Linked DNA regions of Homo sapiens: region 2 is linked to region 1. A link is a loop called in an ENCODE intact Hi-C map of the cell type or tissue named here. Cell type or tissue: PC-9. All regions are shown on one strand.

Region 1 (8,000 bases):
TGTCACCCAGGCTAGAGTGCAATGGTGTGATCATAGCTTACTGCAACTTCAACCTCCCAGGCTCAAGTAAGCCTCCTACCTCAGCCTTCCCAGTAGCTGGGACCACGTCCAAATATTATTTTTTTCAGAGACAGAGTCTCACTGTGTTGTCCAAACTGAAATATTTAATATATGTTGAGGGTAGAGCTAATAGGGTTTGCTATCTGATCTGATGTACCACGTGGAAAGAGAGAACGAGAGAGAAGGAATATATCTCCAGCTACAGGGTTCAGGGTTGATCAACTCATCTACTCATCTATAAACTCATCTCTGAAATGAATTTGATAGCACCCCTTGGCTCATAGAGCTGTTGTTGTGACGTTTAAAGAAGATTCAATGCTCCTGAACTAATAAAAGGCAGAGTGGCAACCCCCTAGTAAAAGATAACCAACTTTAACTATTTTATAGGTGATCTCTCTTAGCAGCTGATCTTCATCTTATCATTGCTGTTTTAAGGGTCATTAGTGTTTTGTCTTCTTTTGTTTTTACACTAAACTCTACCTTCATAGACAGTAGGAGTGAGTCTTACAGATCTTTGCATCTTCAGCTCATACTCTAGTGCCTGGAACACGTCTTCCTTAAATATGTGTTACTATCTCCTCCTTGCCAAGTCCCATGGATATGAAGTTCCGAAATCTGTTCCTTTTCATCTCCCCAACTACCTCATGGTCCAAATTCCTTAACCTGACTATGAGACCCTATTTTCCTGTCTCCCTCCCCTATGTCCCCCAATCCCTCTATCCATAAATGTAGACACCAATGACAGGCAAATAACATGCACCCTTTCAAAAGCATGTTCAATATTTATTTTAACACAGTTGAGAGTGAAGGATAGCGAGGCAACACCCCAGGAGGTAGCCCTTACTGTTCCCTCTGTTGTCCCAAGCTCTTGCTAGAAACTTGCACACCCCCCTCAGGCAAACAAAAGCCCTGCAGTTAACAGAACTGTCCCTTTTGAAGGCAAGTCAGCAAAGCCTCCACTCACCACAATGCTTTGCAATGCCCTATTCATCAGTCTGTCTTCACTCCTCACCTCCCCAGGATCTAGCCCAGGAGAGCCTGTCATATAACAGATGTTCAATAGCCATTCTCTAAGCACTGCTGTGTGCCGAAGGGAAATGTGATGAATTAGACTTGGAGATGGAGAAATGGAACATTGAGCAAGAAGTCAAAATGGGTAGTTTGACTTAGGGCTTAAAATCAGGCTATGACAATAATTGTGAGATCCGGGCAAACTGATTTTTACTTTCTCTGTTGTGAAATGGGCCGTGATGACTTTCGAACTTTCAAACTTTTTTTTAAAGTGGAACTCTCGGGTATATGCTTTGTACTGTGATGAGAACACGGTGAGCATGCACACACATCCACACACAACGGAAACAATAGGCCATGAAACCCCACATCCTTACTTCCAATTAGGTTTCTTTTTAGTTTTTTTTTTTTTTTTTTTTTTTTTTTTAGACAGGGTCTCACTCTGTCACCCAAGCTGAAGTGCAGTGGTGTGATCTCGGCTCATTGCAACCTCTGCCTCCTGGACTCAAATGATTCACCCAGCACAGCCTCCCAAATAGCTGGGACCATAGGCACACACCACCATGCCCAGCTAATTTTTTGTATATTTTGTAGAGAGAGGGTCTCACCGTGTTGCCCAGGCTGGTCTCAAACTCCTGACCTGAAGCAATCCATCCGTCCCAGCCTCCCAAAATGTTGGGATCACAGGCGTGAGCCACAGTGCCTGGCCTTAATTCATTAAAAAAAAAATAGTCATCATGTGCCCCATAAATATATACAGCTACCATGAACCCACAAAAAAATTAAAAATAATAATAATAGTCATGAATCAGTACATAGATTTTACAAACCTCTCTAGATTTTGACCCACGGTTTAAAAAATATCACCTGAAAGGGTTAAGGGTGATAACACATGGAAAGGGTTTGGTCCCAAGGAAGGCTCCCTAAGTGGAAAACTGAAAAGTGCTATAGTAGAGGAACCTTCAAAATGAAGTGGTGGGTGGGGGTGTCAATTAATTCTGCTGACAAATGGGAAGGAGGAAGGTTGAGGATGAATTAAATACACAAAATACCAATAGGGGAAAAACTGCAGTGCTGCTTAGAACCTTCTTAGCCCTCATCTTTGCATGGCTGGATTCTTCTCATCCATCTTTTCATTCTCAGCTCAAATGCCTGTGCCTCATGAAGCCCTCCCAAAGCATGAGATCCTGCTAACCTTCCTTTTTCTCACTGTATCCTATTACTGTTACTCCCTCCATAGAACTGTCAACTAAAGGATCATGAGGTTCATAAATCTGGGGAGGAGAGCTTTATTTCTGCTTGTTTGTTTGTTTGTTTGTTTGTTTGTTTGTTGAGACAGGGTCTTGCTCTGTTGCCCCAGCTGGAGTGCAGTGGTGCAATCATAACTCACTGCAGCGCCGAACTCCTGGGTTCAAGCAATCTTCCTGCCTCAGCCTCCTGAGTATCTGGGACCACAGCCACATGCCACCATGCCCAGCTAATTTTTAAATGTTTTTTGTTTGTTTGTTTGTTTTTTGTAGAGACAGAATCTCACTATGTTGCCCAGGTTGGTCTGGAACTCCTGGACTCAAGTGATCCTCCCACTTCAGCCTCCCAAAGTGTTGGAATTACAGGCATCAGCCACTGTGCCTGGCCTAAAGAGGTTTATTTCTGAAGGGTTGGAGCCTGCAGGCTGGCCATCCTTATAGGCTGGGAAGTATGGTCTCTGGCAGAGACCAAAAGCAGGCACTTTGAAGGAGGAAGGGTGAAGCAGGAATTTATGCCAAATGGGTTGGCCAAGTATACATATTTAACAGGTTATAGGAGAAGCTATTCAGGAAAGAGGGGTGCACACATGCATAATAAACAATCATGCATGTTACATGGGTCACATGTTCACTTTGGGGTAGAGACTTAACATTTAAATGCATTACAGTTAGACCCTTTACGTCAAAAGGCGAAGCAGAGAACATAAAGGCACTCATTGTGCAGCCTCTGTAGACTGGCTAGGGCCAATCTATGGTGGGTGGTCTCTTATCAGGAGAAAGTTACTGAAATCAGTCTCTTGTCTAATGAAAGCAGGAGTTATGGCTTGTGGAACAAAGGGATCAGTTAGTCAGTGACTGGTACTTGGTAAGCTGCAATTGTTTTAATATTGCTTGTTTAGCTGCTAGAGGAAAAAAACGAACATTGTGGCAGTTAGAACATCGTTTATTCTTTAAGTGTCTGGGTCTTGAGTGATTTAACCCTTGCCTGGCAGGGCCTTAGGTCTTGTTTATAAGTTGGTATGTTACTGCCACAAAAAAATCTAGCCCATCAGTCTTAGATTCTTTTTTTTTTCTTTTTCTTTTTTGACAGTCTCACGCTGTCACCCAGGCTGGAGTGCAGTGGCTCACTGCAACCTCCGTCTCCTGGGTTCAAGTGACTCTCGTGCCTCAGCCTCCCAAAGAGCTGGGATTACAGGCATGCACCACCACGTCTGGATAATTTTTTTGTATTTTCAGTAGAAACAGGGTTTTGTCATGTTGCCCAGGCTGGTCTCAACTCCTGACCTCAAGTGATCCACGCGCCTCAGCCTCCCAGAGTGTTGGGATTAACAGGCGTGAGCCACCGCGCCCGGCCAGGATCTCTATTTTAACACAACTATTCTTATTTGAAATCAATTACTTATTTGCATGTTTGTTGCCTGCTGTAGCCCTTCCTCTTTGCGGGCAGGAATCCTGTCTACCTGGCTCACACGCGTATCAATACAGTGTCTAGCATGTTAGGCAATAAAATGATTTTGAATGAAAGAATGCCACCAATAAATGAACAAGAAGGCCTTGTGATCAAATACAAATGTAGTCAATCCCTTACAGATCTCTTCTTAAGTTATAGGTATTTGGGCTTACACTTTGCCTCATTTAGGAATTATGAAAGCTGGGTGATGTGAGAGGAAAGTAACCAAGAGAGAAGTGTTTACTTAAGGGGTTGGTTATCTAGGATACCATAATTAAGGAAACTGGTTATTTAGGGTTCTAGTTAGTTCTGTACAGATTTCATTACTCCTTGAGATCCTTGAGGACAGAACCAGCTCTTTGATTTCTGTATCCCTCGCTAGCGACCAGAATAATGCCTGGAAGGTAGTGGGCGCTCAATCAACATTTGACGAATGAAAGAACCAAGCGGGGAACGGGGGATAAATGAATGAACGAACTGGCTCCGGAGGGCTGCAGTTCCTCCCCGGGGCAGCAGGCGACGCCAGCGTTACGCCCGCCTGGCCGCCGGCAGTTCTTGGTCCCTCCGGCTGACCGTCCAACGCTAGGCGCCGAGGCCGGTGCAAGAGACAGCCAATAGAAAGCTGTCTTAGTTGGAGGTCTAGTAGAGGAATCCAATGAGCGTAGCGGGTCTAGGCAAGGGGCGGTGCGACGGGGAGGGGCAGCGGGGAGCGGTTAGAGGTGGGAGTTGGCGCTGCGGGCCGGGCGGGGGCCGCGGAAGCTGCGATGCGGACAGGGCAGCGGCGGTGACCCGAGCTGCCGCCCGACATGAACTCGCTGGAGCAGGCGGAAGGTAGGGTGGGCCGCCCGGGCCCGTCCCCCGTCTCCCCTCGGAAGCTGGCGGTGCTCCGGAGGAGCCGGCGTCGTGAAGACCCCCGCCCCGGGAGGAGGCCGCAGAGGATGGAGCTAGGGGCCCGGAGCTTGGGGGCGCGTAGGCGGCCGTACCTGGCCAGACGCGGGGGGCGGTGCCTCAGCTCCCTGAGTCCCCACAAACCTAGAGGGTCGACCTCCTCGCCAGCTTCTATTTTTATTTTCTTTTCACTGGCAGACACTTGCACTTCGTGCATTGCAGCCTGCTAATTCATTTCATTTCATTCTCACAGCCCCGCGAGTTGTATCCCTGATTCCTGCGGTGGTTTCCGGTAACTGCCAAGGTTAGGAAGTGCTGCTCGGTGTTTTAAAGTTTAAAGCACACCACTGCGGAAAGGATACCCCACCACTCACTCGGAGCAGCTTAGACGCCCCTGTCTTCTAGAACTAGGCGCTGCCTGGGTGCCACGAAGATCACCTGTACCCCTTCGGAGGGGGCAAGGGGAATGTCTTTCCACACCCACTCGCTATCAGTGTCAAGAAGTCTAGTAAGGCCAGACGGCGTAGCCATTAATTAAATATAAGAGCTGGAAACCGGAGGCGGGTAATTGCAGTCAGGTAGACCTCGAAGACTTTGATGTTAGGCACTACGTGGTTCTAATAGGAAGTTCTTGGTTCCCAGAGAGCTAAAACTCGACCTGATTTTAATTTTATTTGCAACCCTGAAAATGTTCGCTTTTGGCGCTGGCCGAGGCTGCTGCTTATTTCTCCCAATACCATTTATGAAGCTTCTAAAAGTAAATCAGCAAGTTTTCTTATATGAGAAATTGGAATTAAAGAGCCCTAATTTTTTGTCAAGTGCTTAAAAAGCTGTCATAGTAAATGAAATAAACAGTGCAGTGATACATGGAAGTTAGTGTGTAAGACCTGAAGCAGTTAAGAGTATCTCACATGTCGTCTTAATGTTAGGTAAATACTCTGACATTTCGTCAGACGAGTAAGAGTGGCTAATTAGAAAATTGACATCTTTATACCTAGATCTCAAGGCTTTTGAGAGGAGACTTACTGAATATATTCATTGTTTGCAACCTGCTACTGGACGCTGGAGAAGTAAGTTCCTGAATGTTATTTTAAGGGAAAACTAACAATTGATACTTTTATCCTAATATAGGAATGATTTGCTTTTATGTAAAATGTTTGTTTAAATTTATTTAACATTGTAGACAATGCCTTATGAAGAAATTTTTAAGAAAAGGAAATTATAACTGGCCTTCTCAAAAGAACAGTCTATTTCGTGTGGTTGTTTTTGTTTTTCCATTAAAAAACATATTTTTTGGCCAGGCGCCGTAGCTCACGCCTGTAATCCCAGCACTTTAGGAAGCCCAGGCAGGCGGATCACCTAAGGTCAGAAGTTCAAGACTAGCGTGGCCAACACGGTGAAACGCCGTCTCTACTAAAAATACGAAATTAGCCGGTCGTGGTGACGCTGCCTGTGATCCCAGCTACTCAGGAGGCTGAGGTGGGAGAATCGCTTGAACCCGGGAGGCGGGGATTGCAGTGAGCCGAGATTGCGCCATTGCACTCCAGCCTGGGCGACAAGAGTAAAACCCGGTCTCAATAAATAAATAATAAAAATATTTAAATTTTTGAATTATTACAGTTTTGATAAAGACATACCTAATAAAAATTTCAGTAGCCCGTTTAGCAGTTTTATAATTTGCCTACAAACTATTGGAATAAAATTTTAGTAAGAAGAGTCATATTAATAGGGCTCAGTGAGTCACGCATATAATCCCAGCACTTTGGGAGGCCGAGGCTGGAGTATTGCTTGAGCATGGGAGTTTGAGACCAGCCTGGGTAACATGGAGAGACCCCATCGCGGTGGCTCACGTCTGTAATCCCAACACTTTGGTAGGCCGAGGCGGACGGATCACGAGGTCAGGAGAGCGAGACCATCCTGGCTAATACGGTGAAACCCCGTCTCTACTAAAAATAAAAAAATTAGCCGGGCGTGGTGGCGGGCGCCTGTAGTCCCAGCTACTCTGGAGGCTGAGGCAGGAGAATGGAGTGAACCCAGGAGGCAGAGCTTGCAGTGAGCCGAGATTGCACCACTGCACTCCAACCTGGGCGACAGAGCGAGACTCTGTCTCAAAAAAAAAAAAAAAAAAATTTAGCCAGGCATGGTGGCACACCCCGAGGTCCCAGCAACTTGGGAGGATCACTTGAGCCCAGGAGGTCGAGGCTGTAGTGAGCTATGTAGTGAGCTAAGTGAGCTATGTTCACTGCACTCCAGCTTAGGGAACAGAGGGAGACCCTGTGTTTAAAAAAAAAAAAAAGTAAAGTCATGTTATTTAATGTATACTTGGAAAAGTTACAAAATTACCCTTAGTTGATTTTTAACAAAGCATAATTGTGCTGCTTTGAAGTCTGACCTAGAAAATTCACATTATTACTATCTATTCATAAGTATCATGAGTGCTACAAAATATAATTTGAACAGTGCTTACTTGCCCATGGAAATACATAGGAAATGTGGACAAATATATGAGCCATGAGATCATCAAACAAAATGCTTTGTTAATATGTGTTTGGAATAGTTTTTATTTGTTTTTGTTTTGGAAATGGAGTCTAGCTCTGTTGCCCAGGCTGGAGTGCAGTGGCGCCATCTTCGCTCACTGCAACCTCTGCCTCCCGGGTTCAAGTGATTCTCCTGCCTCATCCTCCCTAGTAGCTGAGATTACAGGTGCCCGCCACCACGGCAGCTAATTTTTTTGTGTATTTTTAGTAGAGATAGGGTTTCTGCATTTTGGCCAGGCTGGTGTCAAACTCCTCACCTCAGGTGATCCTCCCATCCTGGCTTCCCAAAGTGCTAGGATTACAGGTGTGAGCCACCACGCTGGGCCAAATAGTTTTAATTTCCTAGATGGTCATTATTTAGATTTAATTCCTATCAAGAAGGAAGTGTAGTAGCACACATTGAGGATTTACTTTATTTCAAAGTGTAAATCAGTTTGCTGGACCAAAAAAGCACTATTGAAGCTAAGGATCTAAGGATCTGGCAAGATTTTTTTGTATAATTTTTATTAAATCTATTTGCAAAGTTTTATTAGTATGCTGTGAGAATTCTGGTTGGTCAGAATTTACAGGTAATGATTTTCCTAGGTTCTCTGGTTTACCTAGGAATTATCCCCAAAACCTATGTTTCACTGTTACTTGAAAATCTTTTAAAATGTATATGATACTGCCCTATCTTATAAAATGTGATATAAATATACTTTACTTTTTCTCTGACTCATGGTCTTAGCACTTACTTGGTTAATGAACCAGTCAAATAAAGCATGTGTATGAGGTCCTTTCTAGTGTATTGATTTTGCTTTTTCTTAT
Region 2 (8,000 bases), 290 kb after region 1:
GGGAGCTCTGGCCCCGCGGGCCCTCCCTCCCTGCCTCAGGACACCTGCCTAGGAGCCCTCCCTGGTGAGCTTGGCTGGGCTGAGCCCCTGCTCTGGTCAAGGTTGGGTGCCCATCTCTCCTGCCTCGGGGACAATTTCCTGAGTGCCCTGGAGGCTTCTCCCGAGGATACCCCTCCCCAGGCTGCCAGCGACCAGCCCTCCTTGCCCAGGCTGTTGGCTCTGGGTGACTTGACCCTGTTACCCCACAGAGGTGCTGCCCAGCTCGGGGGACGCTCTGCACTATCTCTGAGAGGGTGGAGACACAGCCCCTGCTGAGGCTGACCCTGGCCGTCCTGACCATCGGCAGCCTGCTCACTGTGGCCATCATCAACCTGGTGGGTCCCGTGGTGGGGAGGCAGGCCTCCGGGGTAGAGGGAGACCTCCAGATTTGGGACGCCTACAATGTGGCCTTAAAAGCTGCCTCTGGTTGTCCTCTCCCCCGAGCTCAGCAGGTGGATGTGGGGGGTTCCCCTTTGTACACTCAGGGCTCCTCACCTTTGGGTTCTCAAATGCGGACTTTGGGGGCCCAGAGAGCTTGTGTGGCCAGCTCCAGGAGGATGTGATGCCTTGAGCCACCACATCCTGACATCCCATTCATTCTTCACGGCCCTTCTGAGACTCAGTTTCCCCTCTCAGGGATGAACCCTTGCTCCTCTGCTGGGGCTCAGAGGCTCAGTGCTGCAGAAAGCAGCCTGCGGGACACTTGTCCACCTCTCTCCCAGACCCCGCATCCTGGGCTAGGGCCTCTCCCTCACCTCTCTGCCCCGGACCCTGGGTTTTTGGAATGTGTTCCTGTGACCACCTCCCTCAGGGTCACCTGGGGAGGCTGAAAATGTTGGTCCCGGCCCCTCCCCCTGGCTGCTGCCGCTCTGGGGGTGTCTGCACCCTCATCTCCTAGCCCCTCTGCCCTCTGAACCTGACGGCTGCTGTGGGGAGTCGGCACGGCGGCTTGAGCCGTGCTCAGAGCTGATCCCAACGTGAAACCTCAGGCTGCTGTGATACTCATGGTTGCCTGGGGCCCACCTTGCATGGCTTGGGCAGGTTCCAGCGTTCTTGTCCCTGGACTGATGGGGACCTGTCTCCTCTACAGCCCCTGATGCCTTTCCAAGTTCCAGAGCTGCCTGTTGGCAATGAGACAGGCCTACTGGCCGCGAGCAGCAAGACAAGAGCCCTGTGTGAGCCCCTCCCGGTGAGTGCGCCGGGCCCGGCTCCGTGGCCTCATTCAGAGTGGGGCTGCTGCTGCCAGAGGTGTAGTTTGGACCCTCAAAGCATGGGTGCTGACCCCTGAGAGCACAGCATGTGGAGGCTGAGAACAGCCTCTCCTGCAGAGCTGGGAAAGCAGGGTCCCATGGGCCCAGCTGGCCTCTGGCCCAAGGGAGTGAGGAGTCCTGGCCTTGGCAGGCTTGGTCTAGGCTGTGTGGGTAGGCAGGGAGTGAGGGGAGCATCTGGCCTTGTGCGGGTCTCTGGTCAGGGCACTTCCTCTCTGACAGGCCTGTCACTATTTTATACACGAGTATGCACAGCTCAGGGAGGGGCTTCATTAGGTGATGGCGCCAGGGCAGGCCCAGACAGGCTGATGGCAGAGGTCAAGGTCTCTGCCTGGAGGGCCTTGCAGACAGCAGACTCTGCAGCTTCAGAGGCTGGCAGTGCAGTGAGCTGGGCTCTAAAAGGCAGAAAGGTTCTGGGACAAGGGACAGCATGGGAAAAAGCCGAGGCGTGTGTTGGGAGCAGTGGGGTTTTGGGTGGGTTGTCTCCTGGAGAGGGAGTGGGGAGAACTGGGAGATGGAGCCGGGGGCAGGCTTGATCCAGACTGGGAGGTGCAGGAATGCCGGGGTGTGAAGAGCGTGGTCTTTATTCTGGGGGCTGGGGAGCCACAGCACAATCTTGAGCAGGGCAGAGGTCCTTTGGGAGGGTAAGCTCACAAAAACTCAGGGAGGCAGCTTGGATGCATGCACGCTCCGGCCTTGACCTTGACTGTGGTCTGTTGTATCCACAGCACCTGCATACTGTTTTTTCCCGTTTAAATGAGCTCACTTCATAAGAAATAAAACTACAGTGAAAACAACACTGGACACTCTTAGGTCTCATTGTTTTTTGTTGAGAAGGGAGGTGGTAAGGCAAGAGCGTGATGCTGAGGTGCAGGGAGTGGGGCTCTGTGGTATGTGCTGGGCTGGAGGCGAGAGTACGTGGTGGGGTGGCCCTGTCCTGAGTGACACCCTGCCCCCTCAGTACTACACCTGCAGCTGTGTCCTGGGCTTCATCGCCTGCTCGGTCTTCCTGAGGATGAGCCTGGAGCCAAAGGTTGTGCTGCTGACAGTGGCCCTGGTGGCCTACCTGGTGCTCTTCAACCTCTCCCCATGCTGGCAGTGGGACTGCTGCGGCCAAGGCCTGGGCAACCTCACCAAGCCCAACGGCACCACCAGGTGGGGTCCCGCCCGTCCCCGTCCCCATCCCCATGGTGGCCTGTTCATCTGGTGCCTGCCTGCTCGCACCAAGGGGCTTCTGTGTTCATGGGGAGTGGGCACCTTGCAGGGCGGGGCTGGCAGATGGTGTCCAGCGCTCAGAGCCGAGGAATTCACTGGCAGGTTCTTTAGGAAGTCCCTAGTCTGACAGAGGCCACCGGGTCATCCTGTTTCCAGGCCAGTCTAGTGGTGGGGAGGGAAGGAGGCTGCAGCTCTAGCTCTGTGCCTCTCAAGGCCACATCCTGGGTCTCGAGTTCTGGAAGGAGCAGTTGCTTCCATCTCTTCCTGGACAGGTGGTGATACCTGAGGCTGGCAGGGCTGGGGTGTGTGGTTCTAGGGGTTCTGGGTCCCAAGTGGATTAAGGAGCGGACCTGGCCCCCCTAAACAAAAAAGCTGGAAGCCTGGGACCCAGAACAGAACCTGCTCCTGTGGGTCTGCCCCGCACCTGCAAAATCCTTATGCCACCCATCCACCCCACCCCGCCTGCCACTGACCCTGGCTCACCAGTTCTGGGCTCCCTTCAGGCCCTCATCACAGCTGATTCTGGTCATTCAGGGGTGAGATCAGAGGTCTTCCCCACAAGGGCTCCCCCATCTCCCTGCCCACCTCTCCCCTCCCCCCTTTATAATACCCCAAAGTTGTCTTGTTTTCTACCCACCCCATTAGAATCAATTTTCCCCTTTCCCCTGGGTGTGCGTGGCACCTGGAGAGCATGACTCAGTGGGTTGGAGTGGTGAGTGCTGGGAGTGACTTGGGCCTCCCTTCGCATTCAGTGGCACCCCTAGCTGTTCCTGGAAGGACCTGAAGACCATGACCAATTTCTACCTGGTCCTGTTCTACATCACCCTGCTTACACTCTCCAGACAGGTAAGGAGGCTGGCCCCCCCCCCCCCCCCAAGCTCTGCCCACTTTTCCTCACCTCCATCTGGAGATGGGGTGGGGTGGGGTGGGCTCAGGTGGAGTAGCAGAAAAGACTAGAGTCCTGCCAGGAAAGCACTGGTCCCCTGGCCAGAGGCTCCAAGGACGCCAGGGACAGACAGACCTGGCTAGGAGATGCACAGCAGCACGGCTCCCACTTGCCTGTGGACGGGGCGCTTATGTTGCTGCCGTTTGCAGATTGACTATTACTGCCGCTTGGACTGCCTATGGAAGAAGAAGTTCAAGAAGGAGCACGAGGAGTTTGAGACCATGGAGAACGTGAACCGCCTTCTTCTGGAGAACGTCCTGCCAGCCCACGTGGCTGCCCACTTTATCGGTGACAAGTTAAACGAGGTGTGCTGAGAAGGGGCTGGGGCGGGGGCAGGGAGGCGGACGGTCCAGGCGCAGTCCGTAGGGTGAAGGTGTGGAGCTGGAGTGCATGCTGAGCTTGGCTTCCTCAGGTCCTGGCCTCACCGGGATGCCCAGGCGACAATGTATGGCATCAGCTGTGAGAGCATGGGCCTGGGGTCAGGGACCTGGGCTCAAGTGTGGTCGTGAACAAGGCACCTTGCTTTCCCAGGCCTTGGTCTTCACCTCTGTAAAATGGGCTGACAGCCCTTCCCCACAGGCTTGTGGCGAGGATGAAATGTGTGTTCAGGGGTTTGTGATCTGGACATTCTGTGTTGATGAAAATGTCTGTACTTCTACTAGTTATGTGTAGCAAGTTTTCTAGATAGGAAACGGAGGCCCAGTGAGAATGAAGACCTCCCGTTACCCTCCACTACTGCAGAGGTTCTCACCCCATGTGTACATGGAAACACCCATGGTGCTTCTGTGAGCAAAAACCAACCTGAGCCTGACCCTCCCTGGCCACCCAATTCTTAATCACCCGGTAACAGCCACCAGATGAAACTCATGCAGCCCGCCCCCCTCCCCACTCCCCGAAAGCTGGGCTGGGCAGTTCAGCAGTGCCATCTGCTCCTGAGGCCTTGCCACTCTTCCTGTCCCCTCAAGAGGTGAAGTGGTGTAAGGTCCGGTTTCTTCCCATCCAGGACTGGTACCATCAGTCCTATGACTGCGTCTGTGTCATGTTTGCCTCCGTGCCGGACTTCAAAGTGTTCTACACAGAGTGCGATGTCAACAAAGAAGGGCTGGAGTGCCTACGCCTGCTCAATGAGATCATTGCCGACTTCGACGAGGTACAGCCTCTAGCCCAGCCTTGCGCAGCAGCCCCCACCCATGCTGGAGAGGGAAGGGCGGTGGCACCTGCCATCCTAAAACCCAATTTAAAAATGTGACACAGAGCTGGGCAAGGTGGTCTATAATCCCAGCACTTTGGGAGGTCAAGGTGGGTGGATCACTTGAGGCTAGGAGTTCGAGACCAGCCTGGCCAACATGGCGAAACCCTGTCTCTACTGAAAATACAAAAAATTACAAGCTGGGCTTGGGGCGCACACCTGTAATCCCAGCTACTTGGGAGGCTGAGGCAGGAGAATCGCTTGAACCTGGGAGGCGGTTGCAGTGAGCTGGGATCACGCCACTGCACTACAGCCTGGGCAACAGTACACAACTCTGTCTCAAACAACAACAACAACAACAAAAAAAAAACGACGTGGCCCGCCTGGGGGGAACATACATTACACAGAATATAAAGGTACACATTTCTTTTTCATTCTGTTTTATGCAGCAAATAATTCGTTGGCATCTTCTCTGTGATGGGCAGCTTGCTAAGATTAGACTCAGGCCCCTTAGCTTCATTTCCAACTAAGCCCACGCTATCAACCAAGCCAAACAGAGGAAATCAGTTTGGGTTGAATTCTTTGCTGGAGACAAAGAATCTACATTCCTGTGTAGATAATGCTGTGTTTGCTCTGTGCAGACACAGATGGAAGGGAAGAGGGAGACAGTGTGGGGACGGAGACAACAGGAAGAGCAGGAGCCGCCAAGGGCCATGTCCTCACCATGCTTAGTCATGCGCTCAGCTGGCAGGGCAGCCATGAGACGTGTGTGCGAGAGGCGGCGATGGGTGGAGGGAACCCCACACCCTTCCTGAGAAGCAGGGGCAGCCTGGCTGCGGCTATGGAGTGGCGGCTGCTTCACCGCTTCCTTCTTGCCTGCAGCTCCTACTGAAGCCCAAGTTCAGCGGCGTGGAGAAGATCAAGACCATCGGCAGCACGTACATGGCAGCTGCAGGGCTCAGCGTCGCCTCAGGGCACGAGAACCAGGTACTCAAGCCCAAGAGGTGAAATTCAGCTGACTGTCCTCACTTAAAGGTGACCTGTCACCTTACTTAAAGGGTGTGCCCTTATCTCGTCCTGGGGGAGGGGCACAGGTACTTGTAGGGCTCAGCCAGGATTTTAGTGGTGGGGATCCTCAACAAGAGTGGCGCGCCAGGGCCCACTAGGTCTGGGGGCTCTGGAGATGCAAGGATCTGACCCACAGCCTGTCCCGCAGGAGCTGGAGCGGCAGCATGCCCACATTGGTGTCATGGTGGAGTTCAGCATCGCCCTGATGAGTAAGCTGGACGGCATCAACAGGCACTCCTTCAACTCCTTCCGCCTCCGCGTCGGTGAGCCCGGGTGATGGAGCGGGGTGGGGAGCCCCTGCCTCTAGGCCAGTCCACCCAGTCTGTGTGGCACAGCTGCACCTCGCCATCTATTATGAAAGGTTTTAGAAATCCCTCTGATCTGACAAGCTCAGCAGTTGGACAATTATTCTGATGTTTTGCATATAGTTAGCATATAGTTACCATTGAGAGTTTTAATAATACGTAACTACAGAAAATGGAGAACCAAAATTATTGTCTGTAAACAGGTGACCTTAAAATATAGAGAAGGAAGCAAAGTTACTAAACCTAAATAGTTGCGGGCCTGCGCTCAAAGCCAGGCCTTTGTTAATACTTTTAACAAAGTATTCTTTGTTAAAAGAGAGATTAGCAGATACAAGTGTTAACATCAAACCCAGACTTCTGAGTCTGAAAAAGAGCTGGCCGGGGAATGCCCTCCTCATACCCCAAGCCCGACTGCAACGCAGTGACTCTGGGAAGCAACCCAGCCTTCACTCTAGTTGTTTTGTCCCCGCATCCTGTGCTGGGGTATGGATTCTCTGGCCTCCTCTAAGGGCAGAAGCTTGAGGCTTTGCCTGCACGCTTGGGTAACTGTAAACATCATCTTCAGGCATAAACCATGGGCCTGTGATTGCTGGAGTGATTGGGGCCCGAAAACCTCAGTATGACATCTGGGGAAACACTGTCAATGTGGCCAGCCGAATGGAAAGCACTGGAGAACTTGGGAAAATCCAGGTAAAGACCTATTGGGGAAGCAGTTGACTAAGGGGAAAAGATCTTCCCCAGAGGTGAGGGGACTTGGACTTAAGAGCTGCTGTCTCACCCAGCAGCCATGGTTCTAGCTATCACACTCTCCAGGGAAGGCAGACTGCATGCCTGGGCAGTCTCTATCTGTCCCTACCATGACAGGTGTTCTTCCCGCCTCTGAAGACAACAGGTCTCTCTTCCTTTTCAGGTTACCGAGGAGACCTGCACCATCCTCCAGGGCCTCGGGTACTCTTGTGAATGCCGTGGCCTGATCAACGTCAAAGGCAAAGGCGAGCTGAGGACTTACTTTGTCTGTACGGACACTGCCAAGTTTCAGGGGCTGGGGCTGAACTGAGGGCTCCTGCTGGATTCCGAAAAGGCCGGGAAGCCAGTCTCCTTCCCTGAAGCAAGCCCAGGAGAAGACTCTCCGCCCCACGCCAATCCCAAAGGCATGCAGATGGCTGTGCATGTTGGCTTCTTTGGACCTGCACTGGAGGATTTCTCAGACACATGCACCAGATTCTGGCTCGAAGCAGCCACTGAGCCATAATGCGCAGGGGAGGCCAGAAGCTCTGTGCCTGGTCTGTAACAGTTTCCAGGCCAGCTGGAGAATGTTCACTGGTTCGGGGCTGACTTTGAGATCTTTGTTCCCTGAGGTGCCAGGCAGGCAACTTTAGCACATGATGAAAACAGACTTCCACCTCAGTGGCCTGTGGGCACGCACAAGTGAGGTCTGTTTTTCTAGACACCAAGGGGGAGTAAGCTGAGCTGTCTAGCACGGATTGGAGACTCCCTCTCCCTGGTGGGCCTGGCAATGACAGCATTTCTCACAGAGGCATTCTGGTAAATGAAGCTGAAAGGGGTGTTTTACATCTGTAAACGGTTTCAAACAGGTAGAGAGAAAAACACCACAATTAACACTGTTACTTTTTGCCTTGTCTGGCATGTTTGTTTTAAATGAATACATTAATGGGGTTTTTATCCTTTTGAATGACTTTTCAGACACTAGACATAAATCTCTTCCCTCCAGTGTATGCTCTGCCTTTTTAACCACTGACATGTAAGGAGGACTACTGTCTAGCATCAGCTTATGGGGTCAGCTGGCTGTGGGGATAGAGTCCTGAGGAATGTGGTCACAGCAAGAAGGCGGGGAGCAGCAGAGCCTTGCCTTTGAATGAGGCAGCTTGTGAGGCAAGCATTCTGGAGAGAGGTGCTTTGAAAGTAAGGTGCGGCCTTTCACCTCTTCCTTGATTACTCACACATCTTTG

Evidence for each region. Peaks named below come from ENCODE experiments on the same cell type or tissue, not always from the same donor. Only the 100,000 strongest peaks of a DNase experiment are listed, where the experiment ranks them.
Region 2: a loop joins it to region 1, with 7 times the contacts of the local background. A loop is called at or near these places in 3 of 110 quality-filtered maps.

What each region holds. Positions count from the first base shown.
Region 1 is chr16:50,020,742-50,028,741 of GRCh38, forward strand. CNEP1R1 (CTD nuclear envelope phosphatase 1 regulatory subunit 1) reads left to right here and starts at 4,484. Exons shown (of 6, transcript NM_001281789.2): 1 at 4,484-4,599; 2 at 5,655-5,726. The coding sequence starts at 4,575. RefSeq lists enhancers at 751-1,257, 4,173-4,674 and a silencer at 4,488-4,797. In PC-9, CTCF peaks have their summits at 4,255 and 4,464; a DNase peak (open chromatin) is centred at 4,390; H3K4me3 peaks cover 2,375 bases; H3K27me3 peaks cover 1,209 bases.
Region 2 is chr16:50,308,419-50,316,418 of GRCh38, forward strand. It overlaps ADCY7 (adenylate cyclase 7), which reads left to right. Exons shown (of 26, transcript NM_001114.5): 17 at 249-374; 18 at 1,130-1,228; 19 at 2,269-2,462; 20 at 3,275-3,368; 21 at 3,618-3,773; 22 at 4,472-4,618; 23 at 5,540-5,644; 24 at 5,874-5,988; 25 at 6,596-6,720; 26 at 6,941-8,000. The coding sequence ends at 7,087. It overlaps BRD7 (bromodomain containing 7), which reads right to left. Exons shown (of 17, transcript NM_013263.5): 17 at 7,539-8,000. Among named protein-coding and RNA genes, the nearest start is that of MIR6771, 20 kb to the left of the region's middle. RefSeq lists enhancers at 1,420-1,714, 5,014-6,213. In PC-9, no CTCF peak of the experiment used is centred here; no DNase peak of the experiment used is centred here.